Regions from separate parts of the Homo sapiens genome. Here region 2 is linked to region 1. Evidence: read pairs that join two places in POLR2A ChIA-PET (ENCODE). Cell type or tissue: A673. All regions are shown on one strand. Each heading gives the region's core, and the rest is flanking DNA. Links, peaks and the distances in the headings are about the cores only.

Evidence for each region. ChIA-PET counts read pairs that join two places held together with the same protein. Peaks named below come from ENCODE experiments on the same cell type or tissue, not always from the same donor. Only the 100,000 strongest peaks of a DNase experiment are listed, where the experiment ranks them.
Region 2: POLR2A ChIA-PET joins it to region 1 with 10 read pairs; 3 of 35 experiments call an interaction of 5 or more read pairs at or near these places.

What each region holds. Positions count from the first base shown.
Region 1 is chr10:15,135,362-15,138,166 of GRCh38, forward strand. It overlaps NMT2 (N-myristoyltransferase 2), which reads right to left. Exons shown (of 12, transcript NM_004808.3): 3 at 1-57. It overlaps LOC107984210 (a long non-coding RNA gene), which reads left to right and starts at 57. Exons shown (of 2, transcript XR_007062067.1): 1 at 57-2,805. In A673, for the core only: no CTCF peak of the experiment used is centred there; no DNase peak of the experiment used is centred there.
Region 2 is chr10:15,219,713-15,222,517 of GRCh38, forward strand. It overlaps FAM171A1 (family with sequence similarity 171 member A1), which reads right to left. Exons shown (of 8, transcript NM_001010924.2): 6 at 1,232-1,348. All of the region lies in intron 1 of FAM171A1-AS1 (FAM171A1 antisense RNA 1), which reads left to right. Among named protein-coding and RNA genes, the nearest start is that of FAM171A1-AS1, 13 kb to the left of the region's middle. In A673, for the core only: no CTCF peak of the experiment used is centred there; no DNase peak of the experiment used is centred there.

The DNA of each region.
Region 1 (2,805 bases), core at 250-2,749:
TAGCAGCTCCATTGCTCTCTGGATATCCTGCAACTTCTGCATTGGAACACTGGGATTCTACGACAGCAAAGACAGACACAGAATATGAGAGAGCGGCTGCTGATGTTAAACTTGAGCAGACGCACGTGCATCTGCCTCAGAGACTACAATACCTAAACACTAACAATCCTCCTCCAAGCCCAGTCAAGGCCATGGGCTTGTGTGTTACACATGAAAATAGAAGCAAACCCTCTGTTAAAGGTAACAACAGTTGTCTAGTTTTATTGGGGCTCTGGCAGTTTGGGGAATCTAAATTGAAGCACGCTTTGCTTCAGTTTCCCATCCATCTACAAATGGTCCCCGGCATTACTCCTCTGGGGGAGACGTGCAGTGCATGCATTACTGTCATCCAACAGCCAGGCAGCCACGAGCCTTGGGTGGGGGGCACTGTCAGAGTAAATGCTCTGCAGGAGCAACGAGGGGATGAAGGAAAGAACTTCTAGAATGGAAACACAGCAGAGAAGGGAAGGGAAGGGGAGGGGAGGGAAAGAAGAGAGAGAGAGAAAACAAAGAAAGAGAAAGAGAGAGAGAAAGAAAGAGAGAGGATCGGCAGTGGTGTCTCACGCCTATAATCCCAGCACTTTGGGAGGCCGAGGTGGGCAGATCACGTGAGGTCAGGAGTTAAGAGACCAGCCTGGCCAACACGGTGAAACCTTGTCTTTACAACAATACAAAAATTAGCCAGGCATGATGGCAGGTAATCCCAGCTACTCGGGAGGCTGAGGAGGGAGAATCGCTTGAACCTGGGAGGTGGAGGTTGCAGTGAGCTGAGATCGCGCCATTGCACTCCAGCCTGGGTGACAAGAGCAAGACTCTGTCAGGAAAGGGAAAGGGAAAGGGAAAGGAAGGGAAGGGAAGGGAAAGGGAAGGGAAGGGAAGGGAAAGGAGGGAGAGAGAGAGAAGGAGAGAGAAAGAGAAAGGGAGAGAGACAGAGAGAAAGAAAAGAAAAGAAAAAAGGAGGGAGGGAGCGAGGGAGGAAGGAAGGAAGGAAGGTAGGGGGGAGAGACAGAGAGGGAGAGGGAGGAAGGAGGAAGGAGAGGGACAGGGGGAGGAGGGAGGGAGAGAGGGAGGAAAGGAGGAAGGAAGGACAGATGGAAGGAAGGAAGGAAGGAAGGGAAATCTGAACTCAGTGCTGAACTGGGATGAAAATGATCAAGAAAAGAAATCTCTAACCATGCCCCTTCCTCCCGGCCACACCCTGCCCTTCTCCTGACCCTCCTGATCCTCCTGATCCTCTAGAGACAAACTCTCCCACCAGAAGGACAAGCAATTTCCTCTGTACTTCAGATCCTGGGCAACCATAGCCTGTCGTTCCCAGCCCAAGTGTTGGAAACTGGACTCCTTTTTAGGTAAAACATTACGTTTGAATTCTAAGGTTCCTTTCTCAAAGCCAATATTCCCGCCAGCTCTTGGAGATTCCCCAGTTCTTTTTTTTTTTTTTTTAATTCCTCAAATAACGTAATAATACATGGAACATGAGACTACTTGAAATGAGAAGACAGCGCAGAGGACTGAATATGGAAATCAATGACTTTTTTCAATATGTAAAATTACTGAGACATTGTAGAACTTTGATACCATGCAAAGAATATTCTTCGCTGTAATTCAGAAAGTGGTTAGAAGTTTCAAGAGCCCTTCGGTTTTGCTGTATGTCAACACAGGGTGGACACCATTGAAAGGTACAATCGACCCTTAGAAGTTTATAAACAGCAACTTTGGACTTCTGTTCCACTTGGAATCTGAAATCTGTGGTGTGGAGCAATAATTTTAACTTGGGAAGCTTACTCATCGTACACAGCACAGAACAGGGTTTGTTTCATACAAACACTGTCAAGAACCCTAAGGAAACGAAGTTCTGAAGTCCAGCTGGAGGCAGGTGAAAGTCTTTTTGTCTCTGCTTGGAAGTCTCACAGCACAATCCAAGATGGCCACAGTTTTTGTAAGCTGTTTATCTTACATTTGTTTAACATCAAAATCATAAAGGTCCTATCTTAATGACACATACAAATTTAACAAAATACTTTTCCGGTTCTCATTATTATATCTTTGGATGACTTCTTTTCCTTGGGTGTCTTTTAAGTCCCCAACATTAAAAGGAGCAAATTTCTAGCAAAATGAAATTCATGTGTATCTGAACTCCAACAACACCATCTATTAGAAGACCTTACAATTTAAATAGGAATTGAGATCACAGCATATTTCAACTAATAATGCTTAACTGTGCATCAGTTTAGCTTAAAATGGCAAAGTAGAGCCCAGTCTTATAAAAATAGAACTACAATGACTATAATGAATTTGTCATGGTACTTTTTCTTTCTTGATTTAATTTTTTGTTCCTTGATTTCTTTCCTGGTTTCTGAGTTAAATCTTCTAACAGTAATATATCAAACTCAAACTATTTTGCAACAGACATGAATCAGCATCTTTGTTCCACATGACCCAATGACCAAAATGACCAACTCCATGAAGAAGACTTCAGAGTGATTTATTCCCTACCTAATTAGCTCATGGGTTGACCAGCACACCTCTACATGAAATGTCCCTTTGCGAAACATTGATATCCCAATGTTCACTATTTAAATGCTTTCTTTCTTCTTCTTCTTCTTTTTTTTTTTTTTTTTTCATTTTGAGGCAGAGTCTCACTCTGTCGCCCAGGCTGGAATGCAATGGCATGATCATGGCTCACTGTGACCTCCGCCTCCTGGGTTCAAGTGATTCTCCTGCCTCAGTTTCCTGAGTAGCTGGGATTACAGGCTTGTGCCACCA
Region 2 (2,805 bases), core at 276-2,775, 84 kb after region 1:
CTGGGACTACAGGCGTGTGCCACCACGCCCAGCTAATTTTTGTATTTTGAGTAGAGACGGGGTTTCACCATGTTAGCCAGGATGGTCTTGATCTCCTGACCTCGTGATCCGCCCTCCTCGGCTTCCCAAAGTGCTGGGATTACAGGCGTGAGCCACCGCGCCCGGCTAAGGGAAACACATTACTCTTAAAACAGATGTGAAGTGTAAATTTTCTTAGTATGGTGATATAAAGTCATTGTAACACATTTTTCCACACCTGTTTAGGAAAGACCTCCATCAAATCAGTTACTTTGTGAGTCTAAGTGCTAATTCCAGTGATAATTCCATTGCTAAAATATTTGAACTTGCATTTTAGAACTGCCTTCATGGTTCATTTACAAGAGACACCTTTTAATCACAGCACATTTCGACCTAGCTAAGTCACCTACTTTATTCACCAGTCTTGAATGTGCATGACTTTTAGATGTCTTTAAAAAGAAAAATCATAAAGATTTGCCATTTGAGCATAAAGATTTGCCACCAAGAAAGAGATTTACTAATGAAGGCAGAAGGCAGTCCAAGTAATATAGATTCTAAAGGCAGCTTGAGCAACAGAAGCTATCACTGGAAATAATTCTCCTGAGATGACCATTTTGAAAACAAAACAAAACAAAACAAAACTCAACAATTCTAGAATATTTTTGGGGGTAACATAGGTTAAAAAAAATAAACTATTGGTCACGTTCTGAAAGATATGCATTAATGCACATATCCTAAATGGAGGGGAAGATTCTCGTAGATACAAAGCAACTGGTTTACGTTTAAGCCATTTTGGAAATGCCCCACCAGGCTTTTTGCCCCCAGTGGTGACTTCCCACTAGCATCTCTGTGGAGTGCTTTTCCCTACATGTGTGCCTATACCAGGCCACAGCTGTTTCAGGAATTAGGGAGGAGGTCTTGCTGGTCTCTGTGGGCTTTTGATGAAGAATTCCCTATGGCAGCTGTCTGAACAAAACAGCCACTCAAGACTATTTTCTATGCATTATTCTTACCCTAGATGGAAGATTTCCAACCAGAAGTCCCCCACCCCCGCAAAATACCTTCTTTACATCATCTCATTTTCAGACTTTTAACCATTTTTGAATAAGATGTGATCGCCCTGCTGAAGTTATTTTCAAGAGCATACTTAGCCTGAACCCTCAAAGACCAAAGCAACTGATCCGCATCATCGCAAGTGTTGGCTCCGTGTTACCTGGGATGGGAGGGGACATGGCGGCCACCCAGTACCCCAACTGGGGGGCAATGTATGTCCACGTCAGCTGGCTGCCTTCCTGGTGCACAAGACCCAGACCGCTCTTCAGCCACGTTCCTGTGGAATTGAGAAAGAGATGTTAGCTACAAGCACACCACGCTCCTTTGTAAGGCTTGAGCATATTGTAAAAGTCATCTTAAATATCTTAAATGTCATGTTTATGACCTATAAGATAACCAAGATGGCCAAAGTGTCATCTAGGGACCCCAGGCAGCTTTCTGGAGAAATTCTTTTCAATTTCCTTTCAGGGAAAGATAAGCAACTTTAGTGTTCCTTTGCCTTCTCAATTAAATTACTTTCAGCCACTTTATCAAACAACCCTCCTTCCAAACACAGATGATTTTAGCAGAAGCCTTTGGAACTCAGAAGCAGAATACAGGCAGCATGATGGGGGCTGGTGGGAGTGAAAAGAGAGGGGGAAATCCGGCTCTATTCAAGCTCTTTGTCCTTGAGCAAATTTTCTATCCAGAGCTGCAGACTGGCTATATCAGAATTACCTAGGGGTGTTTTGAAAAAATAGATCCCTTCATCCCATCTTTGCAAACTCTCATCCAGTAACCCTGGCTTCAGTGAGCATTTTTAAAAGCTTCCAGTTTGTTCCAATGCTGGGAAACACCAAATACATCAAGGTCCCTGCTGTATCTTCCAGTTATTACTTTAGCTAGCATTTGAAAGTAACAAGCACCTGCTATGCACTAGCTATTCACAGCATACGTGTCTTATAATACACCATCTATAATTCTCACCACAACAATGAAGACTGGGGAGTTACAAAACTTTTCCAAGGCCTCTCGGTGGCTGAGAGCAGAGTGGGAATAGAACCTGGGGCTGCCTGACCTCAAGGCTGTGCTATTTCTTCTGCTCTGCCAGGCTGCATTTCCTAGAAACCTTCCCAGCATTTGATTGCATTTTTACTTTGTGAAGTTTCTAGGAGCAAACTCATTGAAGAGGATGAACTTGCCCAAGGTTGTTGGGCTATTTCCCAGCCAAAAATGGATGCCTTTTCCTGGGCTCACCTGCAGAGAGCCTTGCTCTGAGGCCTGCGATGGCAGCTGTGGGCAGAAGGCCAGGGAGAGGCTGGGCGAACCTCTAGACAGCCCGCGCACCCACTCCGACCTATCAGCATGGAGATGTCCCGGCATACACAGGCCTCCTGTGCAGCTCACCTCTCTCCTATAATCATCCTCACCTGAAATGGCTACGTGGGCGACCCTGTGGCTCTAAGGCCTAAATAGACCAGCTGTGCACCAAATGCAGGCATGCATCATTTAACAGGGATACATTCTGAAAATGCATTGTTCATCGCTGTGCAAACATCATAGAGCGTCCTTATGCAAACCTAGATGGTACTGCCTCCTACACACCTGGGCCACACGGTCTAACCCATTGCTCCTAGGCTACAAACCCGTACATCGTGTGACTGCGCTGAATACCATAGGCCACCGTCACACAATGGGAAGTATCTGTGTATCTAAACATAGAAAAGGTACAGTAAAAATACAGAATTATAGTCT